Linked DNA regions of Homo sapiens: all the other regions are linked to region 1. The links are chromatin loops, found by intact Hi-C in ENCODE. Cell type or tissue: endothelial cell of umbilical vein. All regions are shown on one strand.

Region 1 (8,000 bases):
TTACATGCCCATCAAACTTATGTGAGGATGGGGATACCATTATAATGATTTAGCATCTGTCCACTGCAAGGAAAAACCTCCACTGTTTATGAATTATTATATGCATGTTACAGGTGAATAACTGAGGCTGAGTCAGGATTCAGCCCTAATTTCTGTTAACTCTGCTCTGGGCAGAGTGAGGCTTTATGCACAGCAGATGGTAAATGCATGTAAAAGCATGAGACTCGGTGTATAAAGATCAGAGAGAGCTAAAGTGTGTATGTGTGTGTGTGAGTGTGTGTGAAAATCATTATAAGTATATAGAAATATAGAAATAGAATTGAATTGTTTGTTTTAAGGGATTGAAATGCAATGAACTTATTGTCAACACTGCATGATACTTTGAGGGCTTCATACTTTTTCAGTAATTTTATATTCATTTTGTCATTAGATCTTCACAGTAATCCTGAAAGTTCAATAAGTCAGATATTATTATTATTATTATTACTACTACTACCACTACAATGATTATTCTTGATTTTTCAGGGGAAGAAGCCAAGACTCAAGGAGTTAAGAACTTTTCCAAGGGTAGCTATTAGCCAGGACTCAAACCTACATACTTGAATGAATTTCTACAACCTGTTATTGAAGACTAAGGAGTAAGAATTCTGCCGGAAGACTGTGTTGCCGAACCAATCAGTTTGTCTAAAACTCTTTCACTCCCCATCCCCAACTCCCTGTTGGCCTAGGGGCAGTCTGAGAGGGGGCTTAGAATAAATCAGAAGAGGGGTCTCATTCAGATTGTTTTGCTGTGATCACATGTGAGTCAGATTTTTCTTCTGTAACAAGAGGTAGTTGAAGAGGTAAATCCCTAAGCTTTCTGCCATTGTAGACAGGTGTTCTTCTCTGATCCTCAGGGCCACAGTCGGAAAGGAAGTTGTCTGCACTGAGAACCGGGAGGGATCCCTCCGTTGCTTCCATGAGGGTGCGGGACTCATGGCTCTGGGCCTCCAAGGCACCACGGCCTCTGGCTCCATTCCACCCTCCCCGCGCTCTCCTCAAACCTCAGGCTTCCTTTTTCTGCCTGCTGCAGGGCTTCTCAGCCTGGGCTGGATCCTGGACAGACAGGCCCAGGCAGGCTGTGCACTGTGACCTGGGGCCTTGCTGTGAACAAAGAGGACTTCAAGAGGAGATGGCCTGGAGGAGTTCGCCTTTGTGGTCATTTTGCTTCAGGTAAATCCTGTATAACCAGGAACCAGGGATAATGAGTCAGGGACCGACCATGAGAAACACACTGTTCTAACACAGCTTCTGAAGAGCCTTCTGGAGGGGGCTCGAGCTTCCCACATGGGGGGCCTCTTTCCAAGACCCAACTGCCTAATTTGGAATCTCCCAAAAAGTTTGTTTGCTTTTGTGCGCACATGATTCCCAAGACAGTGTGTTAAATGACTTGAATGAATCATCCACTGCTCCCTCCATTTATCTACCACCTGCTTCCTTTTCAGTCCGTGACAACCTGGCTTCCATCAAACCAATCAGCCCATCACCCAATACTAGCTGTTCCAAATATAAATTGTTGTCTTTGTCACTTTGCGTAGTCACTCTCCTCTTGAAATATACACATGTTGTGAAAGGACTCTAGAAATAAATCTTTCCTCATTAAAATTTTCTACACATGCGTTAATTTTTCCTCCCTTTTCAACAGCGGACCAGTCAGCAAATAATGACTGCCCTTGGTCATCCCTGGGAAGATAAAGGATTATTAAAAGAGGGCCCGGCAGCTTGCAGATTACACCTGCTACATTTGGAGTGGAAAGAGGCTTCTCTGTCAGTGCCCCTTGCCCCCATGGAAAGACACTAATAGCAATCTTCAACCATAATTGTTTGGTCCATTTTGTTCTGGACCAAGTTTGCATAAGTTTTAAGCCTGAAAGTCAAAGAAAAACGAAATCTTACACGTCAACATGGCCTTTCCATCACTTGAAAAAGGCACCCTCTCTCTCTCTTTCTCTCTGCCTCGTAAACACAGCGGTCTTGCTCAGAGCAATCTTGAGCTCTGAGCTGTGAAGAATTGCTGTAGGTAGGAAGAAACGTTGGCTCTGGAATTCAATTAACTGTCAGCATTGCTGTTCGAGTCAGGATGACTCACTCCTCTTCAGCAAATGGGCATGGGGGCTGTGAGCCTCCAAGATTAATGGTGATTGATAAGCCGCTGGAGCTCCAGGACGAAGCCTCCCAGAATCCTTCCCTCACCCACACACGTTTTTACATGAAAATATAATAGATAGTGGGAGAGGATGTGTGAGTACAGAGGAGATGCTGTCAAGAATTTGCCTGTATCCTTTTCTTTTATATTGGTAAGTTTCACTGGATTCTAAGCTACTGAAAAGCAGGGACTATGTTTTATATTTCTTTTCTCTCAGTTCATGTCCAAATTAATGCATCAGGTGAAAAGAAAGGATGCTGTCTGATACCCCATGAGGTAGGTATGAGGCCCATTCTATAAATGAGGGGAAGCAACGTGCTAATAAGAGAAAAAGCTAGGACTCGGTCCCAGAAAGTCTGCCAAGGGTGCCAGCTCCAACCGCTGCAGGTGCCGCCTCTTCACGAGCACGTTACGCCATTTCTCTCTTTAACACGGAAAGCAAAATGTGGGCCTGACTGTGGTGAGGGCATGCTTTTCCATTCTAAATGGCAGCTAGCATGCATTACATGTACAATATACAACAGGAATACAATACGCGGGAGAGAAAACCTTCCCTCCCCTTTTCCTCAGGCACCTGGCTGGTTCAGGCTCCAGTGGCTTGGTTTTGTCGCTGGTGTTGTTAGTTTCCCCCAGCATCCCCATTCATTTTCCAGAATCCTCTGTCCCTCATTGTAGTTTTGTATTTGCAGATACAATCTAGGAAACAATTCAGATGGGAAAAGAAATCTTTTCATGAGAAAGGATAGTAAAATTAACAGAAAGCTGGTTAAACTTACAATTTCCTCAAGTATTGAGAATAAACATGAATCCATGAGAATAAAAACTCAGTATGGATTTGTCCACAACGCTTAGGAGGAACATGTTAGAAGTGCCACATGCAGGCCAGGCGTGGTGGCTCACGCCTGTAATCCCAGCATTTTGGGAGGCCGAGGCAGGAGGATCAAGAGGTCAGGAGATCAAGATCATCCTGGCTAACACGGTGAAACCCTGTCTCTACTAAAAAAAATACAAAAAATTAGCCGGGTGTGGTGGCATAAGCCTGTAGTCCCAGCTACTCGGGAGGCTGAGGCAGGAGAATCGCTTGAACCCGGGAGGTGGAGCTTTCAGTGAGCCGAGACGCACCACTGCACTCCAGCCTGGGTGACAGAGCGAGACTCTGTCTCAAAAAAAAAAAAAAAGAAAAAGAAAAAGAAAGAAAAAGAAATGCCACATGCATGTAAGAGTCCAGGCAGGGTGGTCAAACTGTCAGATGCGCAACATTCGAGGGGCAAAAAGGATGAAATAAGATGCTCTCTAAACGCATGAGCAAGACCAGCTGTCAAAGCACTGGCGCCTTTATTCACACATTTTGTAAACCTCAGGTAGACAGGAGACAGCAGTAAGTACGTGACCTCAGCGCGTGATCCTCATTCAAACTGGAATTCGAGTATCACTGGTCTCAGCTGCAGACATTTCAGAGTGGGTCCATTTGCTCTTAGGAACTTCCAGGGCACCCCAGCACCACTTGTTTTTGCCTTTGTCTTTGCTTTCCTTCCCCACATCCCTACAAAACCAAACAGACTTGCTCTCCCAGCTTCACAAAGAGAAACGGATTCCAAGAGGAAATCACTTCACAGCAAGTGAGCCCTGGGAAGAATTAAAGACTGAGGAGCCCTTGTAATGAGATTAAGGGAAAAATGCTTTTGTGCATCCAACTCAGACCCGTCCTCAGTATGCAGGACGCGAGTGGTGCCAAAACAAACATGGGTATTGTTTTGGGAAGGAAAAGGTTAACAAGCTATGAAAACAAAATTAGAGATATTTTCAAAGCATGACCCTCAGCAGAATGAGTAGAATGCAGTCTACCCAGGCAGCAGCATTCCCTCCTCACTTGACATTTATCCTGCAGCTTGTGGGGGAGCAGCTTCGGCTGTTATGTTCCCAACGGATGAGGAGGGAGCTGCACTCCTTGCGGCGGAGAAGCCGCATCCACTGGGCAGAGGCATAAAAGCTTGGGTCCAGGGGAAAAAGACATCGAGCTCCTTGGCGCCTTCTTAGAGAGGAGCTTAGAAAAAATTCTCTGTGGATCTTGCAGAGCTTGAAACATACGCTTTCATCTTCCCTCTGGCAAAAGCACTTAGCCTGGAATTGGAAATTCCGAGTTTGTTTCCAGATTTGGTCTCAGACTGGCCCTGAACACAAGAGCTGTGTCTCAGTTTCCTCATTCTGTCCATTCAGGTTTATTGGATGCCCACTGTGTACCAGGCTGAGGGCTTCCTGCTGTGGCTCTATAGTGGAAGGGCTTATCCTTGTCTTGACGGGACTCAAGCTCTTGTGAGGAAACAGATATGCAAAGAGATAATTATTACTGCAGTATAGAATGCATATACATGTAATGTTTATCAAATGGAACAGCTTTTAATTGGTTCACAAATCTAGCAGTAATGTGGCCAATGTCAGTGGACATCTGATACACAAGTAGAGTGTGTGTGTGTGTGTGTGTGTGTGTGTGATCGGACACCCAGTACCCTTCCTGGTTCTTTAAGAGCCTGTGAGAGCCCCTGTCCATGTCCTAAGCCTGATTACGGTGACAGAGACTGTCGCTTGGCCGTAGAGTTGGAGCCACAACGATGACATGGTATGTGACAGAGCCGAGATGAAGGAATAGGGAATGGTTCCTTGCTACTCTTCATCCAAAAAAGATTGCTAGTGCCCACGAGTGCCCGGGCTGTCTTAGTTTAATTCCATGCACACAGACTCCAGCATTTAACCATCAGAGTCAGAGATGTTTTATAAACAGAGTCACGAGCCCTAGCAAGAGAGAGAAGCAGGTCAGAGCGTTGAGGTGTCTGCGCAGGTTTTATGAGAAGGCACCCCGTTTTCTCCAACAAGACTCAAAATCTTGTTTGTTGCATTCAAGTCTCAGCTCTTCCAGGGTCTTCCGGCATCATTCTTGGCATTTTAGATGAACTTTCTGAACTTGGCTCAGAATGAGGTGGTGAAGCTTATTTCCAACGTCTTTGTGATTATTTCATACTTGACACCTCACATCCCTGGCTGGAGATCTCCCAAGATCTGAATTGACGGGTTTCATTTCCATGCATCTCAAAGTAGACATACTAAACGGAAGTGCACGGGGTGGCTTGGGCTCAGAGAGGACGGGCTGCGGGCGGTGACCTACCTAAAATTCTTGCTCCAATTATTGAAATATAGCCACGTCGTTTTTCTGAGACTTGTGATAATTAGCCAAGAAATTTGCTGACACTTAAAAGTAAATTTGGTATGAGCAGGTATTACAGAAAAACAATTCTACTGCCCATTCCTTCTTTTTTTTTTTTTTTTTTTGAGACTGAGTCTCGCTCCGTTCTGTTGCCCAGGCTGGAGTGCAGTGGCCTGATCTTGGCTCACTGCAAGCTCCGCCTCCCGGTTCACGCCATTCGCCTGCCTCAGCCTCCCGAGTGGCTGGGACTATAGGCGCCCGTCACTACGCCTGGCTAATTTTTTGTTATTTTTAGTAGAGACGGGGTTTCACCGTGTTAGCCACGATGGTGTCGATCTTCTGACCTCATGATCCGCCTGCATCGGCCTCCCAAAGTGCTGGGATTACAGGCGAGATCCACCGCGCCCAGCCTCTACTGCCCATTCCTTCTTAATTCACAGAAGAATTACCGATAATCTACTTTTTGGCTCTCTGGTTAATTTCTGGTTAACTGTTAAGTACCAAGAGTTTTGGTAACCTAATGTGAAATTAATCAAGCTTTTTATTTCCAGGCCTGTATGTGAGATTTGACTTGTCCTTCCAGATAAGGTATTTACGTTCATTTTAACATAGGTTTCTTTGCATGTATTTACCCAGTCCTTGATTATCTGGAACAAAAATTACTAATCCTATACTGGCTTCCTCTCTTGCTTCTGGGTGACTTCCCTCCTTTCTCCTGCCCATCCCAGTCAGGAATTTCTGTGGTACTGAATATACCATGGCACTTATTCCATGACGTGTCTTACGGGAAACAAGAAGATTGATACCCATTTTTGTTGCCCTGATGAATGAAGCTTACATCTGAAATCTCTTTTTAAAAATTTTTTAAACATTTTTTATTTTAATGCTTCAAATTTTTTATGGTAACATGGGCTGAAACACCTGAAATCTTGTCTTACTTGTTTACAGATGTTCTAAAATATTTCCGATACTCATAATAGATCCAAGGACTTTCTTGACATCTCCAGGAAGCTAATGAACATCTGCAACTCAACATGCCCGAAACTGGGCTCCCTATTCCCCTAGGCTGCCTCCCACCAAACCTGTTCCAGCCACAGCCTTCCTATCTCAGCTGGGAGCATTTCATTCTCCTAGTGGCTCAGGCCCCAAACCTCAGAGTCATCCTTGACTTCTTTCTTTTTTACTCCACATCCAAACTGTCAGGAAATCCCACTTATTCCCACAAAATATATCCAGCTCCACTGTTGTCACTCTGAGCCACTGCCATTTTTTGCCCCTGGATGACAACTGTGACCTCCGATAGGTCTGCATCTACCTTCAACCCACCAGCCAGAGTGATTCTTTGCAAATGTAAGGTAGTGCTACACCTGCTCGGGACCCTACAGAAGCTTCTGGCTCACCCAGAGAAGAGCAGAAATCATTACACCCACCTCCACCATCTCTCCAATCTTATGACCTACCACCTGCCCAGTTTGACTCCAGTTCAGCAGTACTGGCCTCCTTGCGATTCCTCCAAAAAGCCAGACATGCTACCACTGTAGGGCCTTTGCCCTACTTCTTTCTCTCTTTCTTTCTCTCTTTCTTTCTTTCTTTCTTTCTTTCTTTCTTTCTTTCTTTCTTTCTCTCTCTTTCTTTCTCTCTTTCTTCCTTTCTCTCTTTCTTCCTTTCTTTTTCTTTCTTTTTCTCTTTCTCTCTTTCTTTCTCTTTCTTCTTCCTTCCTTTCCTTTTTTTTTTTTTTTTTTTAGTGCAGTTTTGCTCTTGTCGCTCAGGCTGGAGTGCAATGGTCTGATCTCGGCTCACTGTAACCCCCGCCTCCCAGGTTCAAGTGGTTCTCCTGCCTCAGCCTCCCAAGTACCTGGGATTATAGGCATGCACCACCACTCTTAGCTAATTTTGTATTTTTAGTAGAGATGGGGTTTCGCCATGTTGGCCAGGCTGGTCTTGAGCTCCTGACCTCAGGTGATCCACCTGCCTCAGCCTCCCAAAGTGCTGGGATTACAGGTGTGAGCCACCGCGCCTTGACCCTACTTGTTCTTTCTGTCTGCAACATTCTTCGCCCTGATAGGGCTCTGGCCACTCCTCCCCTCCCAGTGCCTGCTCAGACCTCACTGCTCAATGCCCACCCTGACCTTTGTTGAACTTACCTGCAATACTGACCCCATCTGCTTGGCCTTAGCATCCCTGGTCTCCCTTCTCTCACTCTGTTTTTTGTTTGTTTATGTTCTTTTTTTTTGTTTTGAGATGGAGTCTCGCTCTGTTGCCCAGGCTGGAGTGCAGTGGCGTGATCTCGGCTCACTGCAAGCTCCACCTCCCGGCTTCACGCCATTCTCCTGCCTCAGCCTACCAAGTAGCTGGAACTACAGGCGTGTGCCACCACACCTGCCTAAGTTTTTGTATTTTTTAGTATAGACAGGGTTTCACCGGGTTAGTCAGGTTGGTGTCAATCTCCTGACCTCTTGATCCACCTGCCTCAGCCTCCCAGAGTGCTGGGATTACAGGCGTGAGCTACCGCGCCCGGCCTGTTTGTTTATTTTCTATAGCATTCCTCCTCACCTCCCAAAAAGTCCAGGATCTTTGTCTGTTTTATTTACTGATGGGTCCCTAGTACCTAGAGCA
Region 2 (8,000 bases), 120 kb before region 1:
AGCTGGGACTACAGGCGTCTGCCACCACACCCTGCTAATTTTTGTATTTTTAGTAGAGACAGGGTTTCACCATGTTGGCCAGGCTGGTCTCGAACTCCTGACCTCAGGTGATCCACCCACCTCGGCCTCCCAAAGTGTTGGGATTACAGGCGTGAGCCACCCCGCCCAGCCTCTTGCTATTTCTTTCAATGCTCCCTGTGCCTTGACAGAGATCCAGGGATTGTGTTGAAGACAATATGTGTAAAAGTAACCAGCATTGCACCCTAAATTGTCCTTCCCCTCTGACAATTGGCCACCATCTCTGTATTAAGCACAAGCACCTCAACAGGCCCTCCGCTGAGGATGCAGGTGAGGACGGGCTGGATGTGCCTTTTATCCCCTCTTTGTGGTGTTACTTGCTCTATTGCAGAATCGAGCATTGGCCCCATTATTCCTGAATGAGTCAGAAGTCTCCGCCCCTCTGCTGAACAGGCCGATGTGTCCCTTGACACACACGTGATAATGGTGCAGTTAAAAAAACAAACCCATAGAGATATGGAAGTGCAGATGTGTAGACGCCCCATGGTTTTTGGTGACACAAACGTCAGCTGTAGCTCAGGGACGTCCTCCTGATAGAACTCGCCATTGTGGCAGGCAACCTCTGAGATGAACTCAGATAGTCTTGCCTGCTGACACCCATGCTCTTGTGTAGTCTCTTCCCACGCTGAATAGGGCTGACTGTGTGACCAATAGGATATTCTAGAGATGACCGACTATGACCTCTGAGGCTGGGTTATAGAAGAAGTGGTGCTTCTGGCTGGGTGAGGTGACTCACACCTTATTCCAGCACTTTGGGAGGCCGAGGCGTGTGGAACACTTGAGGTTAGCAGTTTGAGACCAGCCTGGCCAACATGGTGAAACCCTGTCTCTACTAAAACTATGAAAATTAGCCAGGCGTGGTGGTGAGTGCCTATAAGTCCGGCTACTCGGGAGGGTGAGGCAGGAGAATTGCTTGAACCTGGATGACAGAGGTTGCAGTGAGGCAAGATCATGCCACTTCACTCCAGCCTGGGCAAAAGAGCGAAACTCCATCTCAAAAAAAGAAAAAAATAATAATAAGAAGAAGAAACGGTGCTTCCCTCCTTGTTCTCTTGGAACACTTACTCTGGGGGATGCTAGCGCCACCTCATGAGGACATTGAAGAAACCATACAAACAGGCCCATGCAGCGAGGGCTAATGGTCCCCAACAGTCAGCATTGACTTGTAGGCTGTGTGACCATGGGGACATCTCAGAAGCAGATCTTCCAACCCCAGTCATGCCTTCAGGTGACAGTAGCCTTGGCTGACATCCGAACTATAGCCTGTGCCAGAACCATCCAGTGAAGTCACTCCCAGATTCCTGACCCACAAAGACTATGACATAAGAAATGCTCACATTTTGAGTGCTAAGTTTTGGGCTAATTTGTTACACAGCCACTGATAACTGATACACCCATGGCAAGGACACAGGGACTTCTGACTCAGTCTGGATTCTCAGTCTGACTTGCCTGTGTTTCCAGCTAATGTTGAGTCCTATCCACCGAGCCTCCCAGTACTGCTTCTGGCGACATGCAGCTGCACTGAGGCATTTGAGACCTGGTGTTTCTACTATCTGGATCACTGAAGGAACCTTGGATGCTTTTTTCTAAGCCTGGTAAAGCCATGCAGCAGATCAGCAGGAGGGCACACATTAGCCCACGGGCTGCCTGAGCCCTGGCCTGCAGCTACTCACCTCCTCCTCCTCCTGGGGCTTCACTCCTGTGCTCATTCCATCAGCTATGAGAGTTCAGCTTGACACACAGAGCCTGGTCTCACAGTCACTTATGAGGGGCCATGAGTTCCAGGGTTTCAAACCAGAGAAGATGGGGCTGATATATTTTGTCCATCAGAAACAGCAGAGTCCCACCATGCTAGAAAGACTGTTAGGAGGGTATAGTGAGCCTGGCATGGAGCAGGCACTGAATTGTTTGGTGACTGAGGGGGACTTGGTCTTGCATCCTCCATCACGCTGCTCAGAGAGACGTGGGGCAGAGGTTGTGCTGTGTGTGTGTGTGTGTGTGTGTGTGTGTGTGTTTGTTTGTTTGTTTCTTTCTTTTTATTTTATTTTATTTTTGAAACGAGTTTCACTCTTGTTGCCCAGGGTGGAATGCAATGGTGCGATCTCGGCTCACTGCAACCTCCACCTCCTGGGTTCAAGTGATTCTCCTGCCTTAGCCTCCCGAGTAGCTGGGACTACAGGCATGTGCCACCACGCCCGGCTAATTTTGTATTTTTAGTAGAGTTGGGGTTTCACCATGTTGGTCGGGCTGGTCTCGAACTTCTGACCTCAGGTGATCCGCCCTCCTGGGCCTCCCAAAGTGCTGGGATTACAGACGTGAGCCACCATGCCTGGCTTATTTATTTTTATAGAGATAGGATCTTGCTTTGTTGCCCAGGCTGGAGAGCAGTGGCATGATCATGGTTTACTACAGCCCCAAACTCCTGAGGGGGTGATCCTCCTGACTCAGCCTCCTAAGTAGCTTGGATTACAGGAATGTGCCGCTATGCCCAGCTAATCATTTATTTAGAGATGGGGTCCCATCGTGTTGCCCAGGCTGGTCTTGAACTCCTGGCCTCAACTGATCCTGCTGCTTTGGCCTCCTAAAGTGCTGGGATTACAGGTGTGAGCCCCTTGCCCAGCCTGCACTGTTTTCTGGAGCTCACACTTTCAGAAAGAAATAGGAACACTGGAGTGGAAGAATGGGCGTGGATGAAGAGATTGATGGGGACTTCCAACTCATGCAAGCAAGTGCAGCATTTGGCAGGGGAGGCTCACAGCACATCCCACTTCTGCAAGTCACCAGTGGGTCTTTTCTTGCCACAGGGATCCATCTAGGGGTCCAAGGTATGAAGTGAGTGGGAGGGACTTACAGAGAGACACACGTCAGCTCTGCCTGGAGAAGGATGTCATGGATCTCAGTGGCACACCCAGGTCTCAGAGAGGCAATGAGTTGCTTGTCACAGGAGTTGTTTATTCCCAGCCAGGTGGCTGGGATGGGAGTCTCAGGAGATGAGAGGACTATACTGTTTTTTTCCTGGAGAGGTACATTTCTCTAGTCTGTGGATCAGGCTCCTAAAAGTCCTGCGGAGGCTGCAATTCTGCTGCTTCCCTGCCATGGACTGCCAAATGGGCTGGGTGAAGGAAGGTCCTATTCTCAATGGCATTTCCAGGACCTCTCTGTGTGTGTGATCTGGCTACTTTAGACAGCAATGGTATATTTGCCTTGGCTGATGGGAGTCCCTCATCCCTTGAGCAGTTTTGTGGAGAGCAGGAGAAATGTATCACAGTGTCTTGACGCTCCTGAAAAGCGTATGAGTCACTAGTACCAGGGAACCTGGCGTCCTTTTCTCAGTCATTGAGCTTGCGAGCCAGATCCGAATCATCTTTCCTTCTGCAGTCCTTAATTATGGGGGAAAAAAATGGACTTGTAGAAACCAGTCCTGTGTTTCTGGATGTGGAAGGACTCTGAGCTTTCTCTTGGGCAGAGGGGTTGGAAGGGGACAGGGCACAGAGGGCAAGGGCTCTGCATGATGCCCAGGGGAGTAGAGTCCAGCCTCCAGCCTCTTGTCTCCCAGAGCCCTCCCTGGTGGTCAGTGTTGTGGCCTTGAGCCCCCAGTAGGCCAGTGCTCACTTGGATCCTGCAGCCCAGGCTGGGGCTGGGGATGAAATCTGTGGCCTCCATCAATCATAGCAAATGCATTGTCCCCAGTCGATGACAAAAGGCCAGGAACTGGAACCTCCCCAGACCGACTCAGCTAGTTCACTTGGCTAGAGCCCAGGCTGGTGGGAACCGGATGTTTTGTGGAGGATTGGCGTCTCTCTCCCTGCCTGTGCCCCACGCCGCTCAGTGCTTTCCCTTGGAGTCCTCAACCGTGGAACCGGTGCATTCTTTCCTGGGCAGCTGCTCTGCTCACTTCCAACATGTTGTGCTCTGAGCTCATAAAATCAGAGGAATCAAAGGCAGAAGCTGCAAGCGCTCAGGCCTGCGGGGACCGGCGGCTTTGGAAACTCCAGTTTGCTTTCTTCTTTCCATGTGTGGCAGATGTGCCTGTCTCATCTTGTAGCGCCTTGGCCAGCTTTTGCTTTTCCGCAGAGGAAGGTAAAGCAAAGCTGTGGCCAGAGACCCCTGAGGCTGGAAAAACGTTTAAAGCCCGAGGGGGAGGGCTGCCCTCCCAATGCAGATAAAGGAATGAAACAATAGAGCAGTTGTCCATTTGGAATCCTGGGAAAAGCTCAAAATACGACAGGGAGGTCAGATCAGGCTGGACCCATCTGTAGCACTGAGGGCTGGAGGGGGAATGTTCTGGGCTTGGAAGGCTTCTCTTTCCCCTCTGGTCTCATGAGCCTACTGTCTTATTAATGAATTTGGTTTGCCTAGAGGTCCTGACTCAGTGGCCAGTTTGGTTCCAAAGCAGGTAGTGGCCCCTCTTGAAAAACAGCTGCCCACCTGTTGACCTCATCTTTTAAAAACATGCAGGACATCCATCCACGTGAGAGATCCCTGTGGGTCTCATGGGCCATCCCTGGCTGCCCCTTCATTCTTGACCCTGCCCCATCCCTCCGGGGTCACATTTGGATCTGGGAGAAATATTTGGCAAATGTGAAAATGATAGGTTTAGCAAGAGCCTGAGGAACTGGTAGGGAAAGACTTGTTTCGTTCACGTTTACTTTTTGAACAGATAATTCATTTTCTTGGTTCACAAATCAAAACTATAAAAACCATGACTTCTACCCTTGCTCCCATTAACCCCAACCCAAGTAACCACTTATATTAATTTCTTGGGTGTCTTTATGATATACAAACAAATGTGTGTGTATAACTTTGTACATATATATTTTTTCTTTTTCTTTCCCCCTTTCACAGAAAGGAACTGCAGCGGCCTTTGAGAGAATGAAAAAATACTCAATCTCACTTAGGTTCAGAGACATGCAAATTAAAACTATAATAAAATACCCATGTGGCAAGGCTGACAGAAGTTAGCATTCTGTGCAAACTGGTTTGGACTTTGCTCTTTTCACTTACCTGTGTATATATCTTGGACATCTTTCAAATCAGTACATAAAGAACGTCCTCATTCATTTTTTACAGCTTAATAGTTTCCTAGTTATGGACACATCGTAAATTTATCTAACTGGTTTCTATTACAGACATTTGATTTGCTTCCAATCTTTTGCTACTACGAACCATGCTACCCAGGATGCTTCCTATACATGTAGGTATACTGGTAGAATAAATTAAGGCAAGTGGCATTATTGAGATAAAGGGTAAACATATTTATAATTTTGGTAAGGGTTTTCAGACGTCTTCAACAGAGTGTACACTATGCACTGCCACTAGTAAAGAATGAGAGTCTCTCTTTCTCCATAGCCTTGCCATGCAGGCATTTCATTGTAGTTTCAATTTGTGATTCTCTTATTAAAGTGAGATGGAGCACTCACTTTAATTCCATTCTTTCAAGACCCATTTGCATCTCCTTTTCTATGAGCTTCCTCTTCATCTCCTTTGCCCATCTAAAGAAAAACTGTCTTGTTCACTTTGGTCTTTTTCCTTAACCATGCCTAGTAGCTATTTGTGTGTTAAGGAAAGATTGGCTCTCTGGGATATGAGTCACTCCACATTATTGTTTGTCTTTTAATTTTGCTTATGTTTTGTGGATGTCTAAGTTTTTTAAAAATTAGGTGGTATAATATAGTAATCTTTTTTTTGTATGAATTCTGGATAAAAGAAAGGCCTTCTATTCTCCAAAGTTCTAAAGGAATTTGCCGATATTTTCTTCTAGTTCTTCTATGGCTTCTTTTCTTTTCTTTTCCTTTTCCTTTTTCTATTTTTTGAGACAAGATCTTGCTCTGTCACCCAGGCTGGAGGGCAGTAGCACAGTCTTGGCTTACTGCAGCCTTGACTTCCTAGGGCTCAGGTGATCCTCCTGCCTCAGCCTCCTGGGTAGCTGAAATTACAGGCACGTGTCACCATGCCTGGTTAATTTTTGTACTTCTTGTAGAGATACATGTTGCCCAGGCTGGAGTTTTCATTTTTCAAGAGTTTGTATCTTGGCCAGGTGGCCAGGTATGGTGGCCCATGCCTGTAATCCTAGCACTTTGGGAGGCCAAGGCAGGTGGATCACCTGAGGTTGGGAGGTGGAGACCAGCCTGACTAACATGGAGAAACCCCATCTCTACTAAAAATACAAAATTAACTGGATGTGGTGGCATGTGCCTGTAATCCCAGCTACTCAGGAGGCTGAGGCAGGAGAATTGCTTGAACCCAGGAGGTGGAGGTTGCAGTGAGCTGAGACTGCACCATTGCACTCCAGCCTGGGCAACAAGAGCAAAACTCCATCTCAAAAAAAAAAAAAAGAGTTTGTATCTTTAATCCATTTGGATTTGACTCTGGGGAAAAATGTGAGGCATGGATTGAACTTAACTCTTTTCCAGTTGTTCTGATATCGTTTAGTAATACCATTCCTCTAGTGGTTAGAGATATCACCTTCATAATTTACAGAATCTCTGATTATAATTGGGTCTATTTCTGCATTTTCTAGTTTATTCCATTGTTTGGGATGTCTGTCCGTTGGCCAGTACTATGCTGTTTTCATTACTGAGACTTTACAATACACTTTGAAATGTGATAGAGCTATTTTTTCTCATTCCTTTTCGTTTTGTTTCTTGCTGTTTTTGCTTTTCCTTTCTTTTTCTATTCTTTACCTGGCTATTTTTTTTTTAAATTTGGAATGGAGAGCTTTATTTCACATAAAGGGCTGCAGCCTGCAGGGTGGCCATTCTGACAGGTTGGGAAGCATAGTCTCTGGCCAGAAACCAGAAACAGAAACTTTGAGAGTCAGAAGAATAAGACAGATATTTATATTAAATGGGGTTGTCAAATATACATATTCAATAAGCTGGAGGAGGAGTCATGAACATTTATGAAAGGAGAAACATGCGTGTGTGCAATTGAGCTTCATGCCTCTCTAGGGGACCCATGTTCAAGACATGGCAGTGGGGTTAGCACAATCCAAGGGTGGGGTTTTTGGTCCTCTGACGTCAAATGGTGAAGCAGAGGACATGGACACCCTCTGCACATCCTGCTTAGACTGCCTGGCTATTCTTGCTTGTTTCATTTTTCCATATGAACTTTAGAGTCAGCTTATCTAGGTTTTTTTTGAAAAAGATTATTTGTATTGAGGTCACATAAAATTTATAAATTCTTTTTAGGAGAAGTGATGTGGTAATGAATCTTTCTCTCTTAGAAGGTAGTATGTGTTCCCATTGGTTCTATTGTTCCTTTGCATTTTTAAAGGTTAGTTTCTCTCTTAGGCATTTTGCATGCATGTTAGTAAGTTTATTTGAAGGTATTTTTTGTGTTGCTGTTGTAAAAAAACCCAAACAACTCTTGAAGGATACACCATTTTTCTCACTCTATCCTCTGCCTGGTTGATACTTGTACATAATACTGTTGTTATCTATTACGTTAGTGTGTACCATGCTACCTTTTTTTTTTTTTTGAGATGGAGTCTGGCTCTGTTGCCCAGGCTGGAGTGCAATGGTGTGATCTCAGCTCACTGCAACCTCCGCCTGCCGGGTTCATGTGATTCTCCTGCCTCAGCCTTCTGAGTAGCTGGGACTACAGGGGCACACCACCACGCCTGGCTAATTTTTGTATTTTTAGTAGAGACGGGGTTCCGCCATATTGGTCAGGCTGGTCTCGAACTCCTGACCTCAGATGATCCTCCCGCCTCGGGCTCCCCAAGTGCTGGGATTACAGGCATGAGCCATTGCACCAGTCCCATGCTACTTTTTTCAGAAAGCCTAATTAATGTAAAGAATACAAATGTTATTTGGGTAAGTACCCAAAATGAGTATTTTAGAAATTAGAAGAAGGCAGTCCCAAATAGATTTTAGGAAAACCATAATTGGGGTGGGATGCTTAAGAGTGTGCTTCTTGAG
Region 3 (8,000 bases), 140 kb after region 1:
TTTTATTGATTAATGGCTTGGCAGACTTCTCTATGAAAGGAAGTTGTGAAACTCATAAAGAGTTGGAGGCTAGGATATACATAGAGTTACTATATGTTTTAAATTAAACAGCAACAGTGAATGTGTACTTGAATATATTTACACTAGGGTGGTCTGGTAACTAGGAGGGGCCCATCACTATATATATTTTAATAGTTTTTCATTATTAGTCCATTTAAGGTTTTCAAGAAACCATATTCTTAGCAAGTTACAGATGATAAACAATTTTTCATGTAATAACTAGGTTAAAAGAAATAGGATGAACTATGTTTTTGTAACAAAAATGCTAAATTTTATTTTTAGTGAAATTGAAAATAGTGCAGCTTGTAGAAGTAATTCTCAACATTTCAAAACCTCTTCCCAAAGATATACTTTAATGACTGCATTTCGTTTTCAGTTAAGAAAACAAACCAGACTCTTGATGTGGCAGATGTCTTTGTTTATTCCCCAAAGGGGAGTTGGGGGAGAGTTAAAAGGAAACTATGGAAATCCTTTTTTAATTCCTAGACTTTTAAGTCCCTCTTTACTCAAAAGTTGTTTTGCATATGATTTATAGATGGTTTTATTTGGTTAGTGAAGAGTAAAATGTTTCTCTTCCTGATTCCTAAGTGTATACGTGGAATCATTCAGAAAAATGTTCAGTTGTGTGTAGGCCATGAGAAGTCCTGAGTCACCCTCATTTGCTTGCCTTTTGTTCATAGGGAACAGTATGAGAAGACACGCCTTTCCTCTGTCACAGACCAAGGTCAGATGCACCAATGAATGGAATACATATTTACCCAATTTATCGTGGGGTTCTAGAAATCGGGAGTGGGGGTGGGGACTGTTTTAACTCCTTCAGTGCCACTGGTTAGGCCTCTGACAGCAATGGTACTACAATCAAATAAAAATTACGGGTGTGACTTTCCAGATTACAAACTCTATAGATCCCTTGTTGCTGTTTCTCTTGACAGCCTGCATTTTCCTTAATATGTCTGAACCCCTCACTGTAACTTAAAAAGCACACAAATAGACAATTTATAAATTACTCGCTAAGCGGTTAGAAGATAGAAAATGGGTAGATTTATGGATTATCTGTGGATTCCTCCATTAATCCTCAGATAAATCCATAATTTGTCAGGGATACCCACACTACCCCTAGTTATTACATTAATTTATACCTAATTTAACAGTGAACATTGTTTTAACTCATTAGGTGTGTCATCTGCTCCCTCCCCATGTCAATACAACTTAACTTAAAATGCTTGATTTGAAACAGCTCTCTGATTGTTTGATTTGAAGTGTAACTTGTCTCTTTAAAAGATTATAGAATATGAAGTCTGTATTTGCACTGGTTTTAATCAGAAAATTATGCACATCTGCCTGGCACAACATAAAACAATCCATACAACCCACAGAAAAGGTATTTTAGGACAAAAAGTAACTATACCATAGACAGATCATTATTGAGAATCATTTAGACATTGTATCTTAAAAGCTGTTCTTTTATTTTTAATCCAAAACCCAACTGAGTAAAATTTCCTTATTAAACAACCCTATTAGAATGGTATAAACAGTTTCTTCTGTAAGACAAACATTTATTTGGAAAATATATAGAATGGCACTGTATAACACTAACTCAAAACATGGAATAATAAATCTTCAGTGCAAGTAAAACATCACAAAATCAGCCATGAAAAGCCTCTAGGAGATGATTTCTGCCTAGGTCAGATAAGTCTAGAGACTAGACTACAGGATTCCTAGTTTAAATTGAGAGCTTCAAGGCACCGGTTCTCATCCTTTGAATGGGCTGTCAGAAGTTAGATTGCGTAATCTAAAGAGCCTCCTCCAGCAGCTCTACAGACGCCCTTGATGCTGAGATAAGACATCCTGTATAGGGTAATAATGTCACATTTGAATATTTCTAAATATAGTTTACATTTTGGGGGAAATGAACTACATTACATAATCTGTAGATCACATCACTTACCACTTTTACTTAGCAATTAGTATTTCTATATCATCACCATCAGGTAGCATTCAGATGCCCATCGTGCACAAAAAATGAGTTCGGTTTTGTTGTGGAGGCACTCAGCAACTTTAGCAGATAAATATTTAAGTCATTGCAAATTTATCTGCAATATCTATAGAAAACATCTTTCCTATACTAGTTCAAATAGAGTACTTTGAATTGCGTATGTGGCTATTTATGCCTCCGGGGTGGGGGGGCGGTGGGAATTAAAAACCCGGAAACATTTCGCCAGAGCTCAGGGCCTCAATTTATTTTAATGCATGGAAAGAGTTTATTAAAAGTGAACCTCAAATTACTGAGGTTTTGCCTTCTTTTATTGTATGATTTTTAAAGTATTTGCCATACTAGTAAGAGTTCTGCAGAGAAGTGACATGTGGGAGTAGAGATTGTCTGGGTCAGACTAAATCAGCATTTCTTTGGCACAGGCTTGTCTTGGGCCGTCTGCCTGAGCCGACTGTATGTGTGAGCTGCAAAACAGAAAAAAGCTGTTGAGAGTCTTAGCCCAGGCTAAGAGCCCATTACCCCCATTTTGTTATTTCTGCCTGCAAACAGCAGTTCAATTAGCTTTTCTGGTGATAAAAGATAAAGATTTATTGTACCCCATATACAATTGAAATCAGAATTTCACAGGAGGGTCACAGTCATTAGAGAAGTTTTGGAATACTATTCTCCTAATAAGCACCATATGGGTTGTTGCTGTTATAATTTAACACCTACTAAGCAGGCATCTCATTCTAGGCTTTGAACAGCTGAGAGGCTAGCTCCTACCTTTTGTGCAGCTTAAAGTCAAAGCCACAGGTAGGAAATGTCACTTTGCTTGGTTCAAGACACGTATTGACAAGAGTTAACCACGAGTTTGTTTCCTTCCAGTTTATCTTACAAACCACAGTAAAATTCTGACATAGGAACACAGTCCGAAGTCCAAAGTGCTTTCGCACAATAAGTTCATTATGCCCAGCGTGCAATTCATGCATCAAGGGGGCCGCCGGACCCCATTATCTTTATACAAATCAAGAGGCCAGTTGGAACAAGGAGGCTGGTCAGAATGGTCAAATTGTAGTTTTTCCCTTTCTTTTTTAAAAAATTTATTTTTTCACTTTGTATCGTTGTTCAGAATGGCACTTTTTAAAAGGAAGAAAGCCTCCAGCCCTGCCAAGCTCTGTTTACTCCACGGGAAGGAAAGGGGAGGAGGCTCCCTCACTCTCCAACAGCCTGGAGCCCACAAGGAGCCCTTGCTGCGGTTTCCAAGGCGGCCCCCTGACTTGCGCCGCGCCTCTATTCTAGAACTTTTCCCGGGCTGGAGCAGCGCAGTCTCCGCGCGCCCGGCTCTGCGCACGTGGAGCCGCGCGACCCCGGGCGGGGCGGGGCGGGGCGGGGCGGAACGGAACGGAACGGGACGGGACGGGACGGGGCGGGGCGCGGGCCCGGAAACGGGAAACGGCCCGGTGCGCCCCGCCCCTCCGCTCCGCCGCCCAGTCCTGGCCCCGAGCGCCAGGCCAAGCCAGCGCGCCAGCTGCCGGGCTATAATTAGAGGGACCGCAGCCCGGGCCCGGCCACCTCCTCGCGCCCCCCGCCCGCGTTCCCGGGGAAGAATGTGCGAGTGCGCGCGAGGGCCCGAGTGCGCCGCCGCCGGCGCGCTCTCTGGAGCAGAGACCGCGTGGTGAACCAAATAAAGTAAAAGGTCTGGCTCCTGCTGGGCGAGGCCGAGCGAGGAACGTGCGCGCCAGAGCAGGGGTGTGGCGAGCCCTCGGTGGCCCAGAAAAGATCAAACGCGCGTCAGCAGCAGCCGTGGCTGCCGCCTGCAAGGGTCCCTGACGCGGGCCGGGCTGTACAGGGTGGATTTTCTAAGTTGGAGATGGCGCATGACAAGAGCTGCCCCAAATCAAATGTCACTCCCTTTTTGGAAATCATGATGCTGCTTTTTTTTTTTTTTTTTGGCTGCAGCTATAATAAGCCAAATGTTCCGTGCTGGTGAAGTAAACACGCGTGTTTAAGAAGCATCTGTGTTAGCACTAATGGATGGTGCATGCTAATAAAAATGTATTTATTAAGCAAACCTCAGGACATGCCCCTATGGGAACTGCCCAGAGTACTGTTAACAACTGACTGCCTGAAAATGAGTTTACTTTCTATCAAGAAACTTTTATTTAAATTTGAAGAAAAAAGTTTTTCTTTGATCATAGCATTGTTGTGCACCTGAGGTTCTACCCAATTAGTTAACTGCTAATTTTTATTAATTATTCCCTTTAATACTCTGCAGTATTTTCTCAAAAAATGAACAGCATGACCCCTGTCACTTTAAAAAACTGACATTAAACTATTTCTCCATCACCAGCCTTGGAGTTGGGGGGGCAGGGTGCTGGCTACCAGAAGTAGCAACTAGATTGTGGAATAAGTATTGTGTAATAGTTTTAGTGATTGTTTAAAAGTGAATGAACCGGTGAATGGATAGGAGGCTAGAAAAAAAAAAAAAAGCCTTGCTTCAGGCTTGTGAATTCCTAGACACAACCCTACCCAAAGACTTCCTTCACCAACATATTTTTCTTTCTAGATAATAGGCACAAAAACCATTTAGAAGTTTGAGATGGAAATCATGCAATGCACTCTGCTCTTTATATATGTTACTGAGGAATCTGGAAGCTTTTCCGGGTTGAAATGCAATTCCTAGGAAATTATTCTTGCTCTTTTCCTGTGGCTGTTTTTAACACAGCAGCAATGCAATTTCAGTGGCTCTGCTCCTTCACAAAGACCTTTGAGAGGGAACTATGCTGAGAGATGCAAATTCAAGGTTTTCTGAAAACACCTCAGAATTGTCCAGTTCTGCCCCCAGATAAAACCACTAGAATAAAGGTCAGGAAATCTCCAGATGTTCTTGGGACTTGCGCAGTCATCTCAGGTAATTCAATTAGCTTTTGTGTCTGTTTTGCAATTATTAAAAAAAAATATAGGCCAGGCACAGTGGCTCACGCCTGTAATCCCAGGACTTTGGGAGGCCGAGGCGGGTGGATCACCTGAGGTCAGGAGTTTGAGATCAGCCTGGCCAACATGGTGAAACCCTGTCTCTACTATATATACAAAAATTAGCTGGGCGCCGTGGTGCATGCCTGTAATCCCAGCTACTTGGGAGGCTGAGGCAGGAGAATCACTTGAACCTGGGAAGCGAAGGTTGCAATGAGCCGAGATCGCCACACTGCACTCCATCCTGGGCGACAAAGTGAGACTCTGTCTTAAAAAAAAAAAAAAAAAAAAAAAATATATATATATATATATATATATGATGTACTTGCCTCAGAGGGGGCTAAAATATCAAATTAGGTAATTTCTATGACAGATTTCTGGTTTTTCATTTATCAACCAGACATGAGAAGGTGCTGTCATACAGGGCATCATTAGGTGATTGGGCACAGTGAGTGCCTACCACCCAAAATAGAGACTTTCAGTTATTATATTAAACAGAATAATAGCAAATCGCTTTGAAACACTGGAGAGAAGGGGCTCCCCCTGCTGTCATCACAGAAAATGCATTGTCTCAGGCCAGTGTCTTGTAGCTAGAGTACTCACTGGGTTTCAATCACAGTACCAGAAGATTCTCGAAGTTATCATCACCTTGGAGGATGTATAGTTTCATTGGAACTAAAAATATCACAAAAAAAGAATATGCATATTTTTCTTGAAACACCCTATGCTCAGATTCATTTACTCAAGGCTCAGCCTGCCTATGAACCACCAAAATGGTCTACCTCACTCCATTTATGACTTTAAAAGCAAGGATGGTATATGTGTGGCTGGTAGCAGCTGGAGGTGAGTGGGTTGAAAATATGTTTGAACATATTTCATTTTTGTTAAGGTTTGTTTAAATAAGGAATCAATAAAAATGATGTATAATGGGAAATAAGAGCATCTTCATTGGATTTTGGCCTTGGTAAAAACGTTGTGTTTGTAAAAAAATCATTTAATTTTCTTGTAAATCATATTTCTTTACACAGGAGCCACTGGATTCATGAATAAGTCTTCAGAGGTCATGAAGAGTTGGGTTTGTCAGCCTCAAAATTTGTAGCACTGGAAAGAAATGATTCAAGGTCTCAGTAACAAATACTGGCTGAGCTGAGTCTCAAGGAATGACCAGACCAAGCCAGAGATCCTTCATCTAGGCCATGTTTGCTGAGGGGTTGAGGACATGGATGGAATTAGGTTGAAACTCTTCGTGAACAAGATGAATTGTAAGCAGTTAAGAAGGAAAAGATGCTGGATGTGGTGGTTCACACCTGTAACCTTAGCACTTTGGGAGGCCGAGGTGGGAGGATCACTTGAGACCAGCCTGGGCAACATAGTGAGACACCATGTCTACAAACACTTTAAAATAAATAACAATATTTATTGTTAAATAAACAAATATGAAAGGAAAAGAGATGGCATGTGCAAGAGTTGAGAGATTGGAGAGGAAAAATTACATGAAGGAACCAACATCTGGCCATAGCCATTCATTCATTCACTTATTTGTTCATTGGTTCACTTGCTCTTTCACTCCCCACATATATCTCATGATAAATAACATGGCCTCTGGGGTCAGACGGCTTACTCTTAACTTCCAGCTCCACCTCTTTCTAACCTTAAATATAAAGGTATTAAGAAACAGTATCTTCAGTTTGCTTCCAGAGACCACTTTCTTCATTCTGCAACCTCACTGGCTGTTCTTTCACTGATTCCTCATCGTCTCACTTGTTGGAGTGCCCCTAAGCTTAGTCCTCAGATGGTTTTTTTTTTTCCTCTCTCTCTGTCTACACTTACTCCCTGCAATCTCATCCAGAAATATGGTTTTAAAATAACATTATATGCTTACTCTCAGATTTATTTCTCTAGCCTAGACCTCCGTCCTTGAGTGCCAGCCTGGTATATCCAGCTACCTACTCAGTTGTTCGCTTGAATATCTAATTGACGTCTCACATTTATATGTCTGAAGTTGAACTTCTGATCTCCCTCCCACCCTCGCCCAACACCACCGCACCACAGTCCCCTTTCAGTCTTTCCCATTTTACAAAATGGCAGTTCCATCTTCTAGTTGTTTGAGCCATAGACCTTAGAGTGGTCTTTCACTTGGATTTTTTCTCAGCCATTCTCCATCCAGTCTATCAGCAAATCCTCTTGGTTCTACCTTCAAAATATATTCAGAATCTGACCACATCTCACTACCTACTAGACACCGCCATCATTTCTTGTCTAGGGTGTTGCAGAGTCTTCCAGACTGTTCCTCCCGTTTCTGCCCTTGTCCTCTGCAACTTATTCTCAGTTCATCGGCCAGAATAAACCCTAAAAATATTCATCTGATCTTGTTTCTCCTTTGCTCAAATCCTTTTCTTGCCTTTCTATCTCCTTCAGAGTCAAATCCAAAGTCTTTACAATGGCCATCAAGGCAATGCTATTTCCCAGACATGGCTCCTATCCTTGTTCATGCTAGCCACGCCAGCTTCCTGGCATTCCTTGACCTTGCTAAGCATGCTCCCACCTCATGGCTCTTCTCTGCTTGGAATGCTCTTCCCTCAGATGTATGCATAGCTCATTCCCTCATTTCCTTCAGGTCTCTATGCCAAGGTCCCCTGATGAGTGATCTTCCCTGATCAGTCCCCTGATCTTCCCTGACCACCCTCTATTAGCATCCTCTTGCTCCTATAACAACGTCCCACAAACAGTGAATTAAAAGTACACCAAATGATTATCTTACAGTTCTGGATGCCATGATCTAAAATTAAGATGTCGGCAGGGCTGGTTTCCTCGGGAGGCTTCAGGGGAGATGCCACTTCCTTGCCTTTTCAGCTTCTAGAGGCCACCTGCATTCCTGGGCTTGTGGTCCCTTCCTTGAATCACTCCAGTTCCTGCTTCCATCATCACTGCTCTTCCTGCCTCCTTACGAGGATCCTTGTAATTATATGGGGCCCAGCTAAGCAGTTCTAGG

Evidence for each region. A loop is a pair of places that touch in the nucleus more often than their neighbours do. Peaks named below come from ENCODE experiments on the same cell type or tissue, not always from the same donor. Only the 100,000 strongest peaks of a DNase experiment are listed, where the experiment ranks them.
Region 2: it touches region 1 in a loop (10-fold over the local background); 11 of 110 quality-filtered maps call a loop at or near these places.
Region 3: a loop joins it to region 1, with 5 times the contacts of the local background. A loop is called at or near these places in 6 of 110 quality-filtered maps.

The regions. Positions count from the first base shown.
Region 1 is chr1:234,740,076-234,748,075 of GRCh38, reverse strand. LOC105373210 (a long non-coding RNA gene) reads left to right here. Exons shown (of 3, transcript XR_949292.3): 2 at 526-1,212; 3 at 1,685-2,540. Among named protein-coding and RNA genes, the nearest start is that of LINC02961, 16 kb to the left of the region's middle. In endothelial cell of umbilical vein, no CTCF peak of the experiment used is centred here; DNase peaks (open chromatin) are centred at 2,105 and 3,885; H3K27ac peaks cover 2,409 bases.
Region 2 is chr1:234,859,076-234,867,075 of GRCh38, reverse strand. All of the region lies in intron 2 of LOC107985365 (a long non-coding RNA gene), which reads left to right. Among named protein-coding and RNA genes, the nearest start is that of LINC02971, 94 kb to the left of the region's middle. In endothelial cell of umbilical vein, no CTCF peak of the experiment used is centred here; a DNase peak (open chromatin) is centred at 3,825; H3K27ac peaks cover 2,619 bases.
Region 3 is chr1:234,595,663-234,603,662 of GRCh38, reverse strand. No RefSeq gene overlaps it. Among named protein-coding and RNA genes, the nearest start is that of IRF2BP2, 11 kb to the left of the region's middle. RefSeq lists silencers at 707-876, 2,762-2,811, 3,212-3,741 and enhancers at 3,285-3,798, 3,799-4,312. In endothelial cell of umbilical vein, a CTCF peak has its summit at 5,560 (motif pointing left); DNase peaks (open chromatin) are centred at 692, 2,572, 3,402, 5,522 and 1 weaker place; H3K4me3 peaks cover 912 bases; H3K27ac peaks cover 5,071 bases.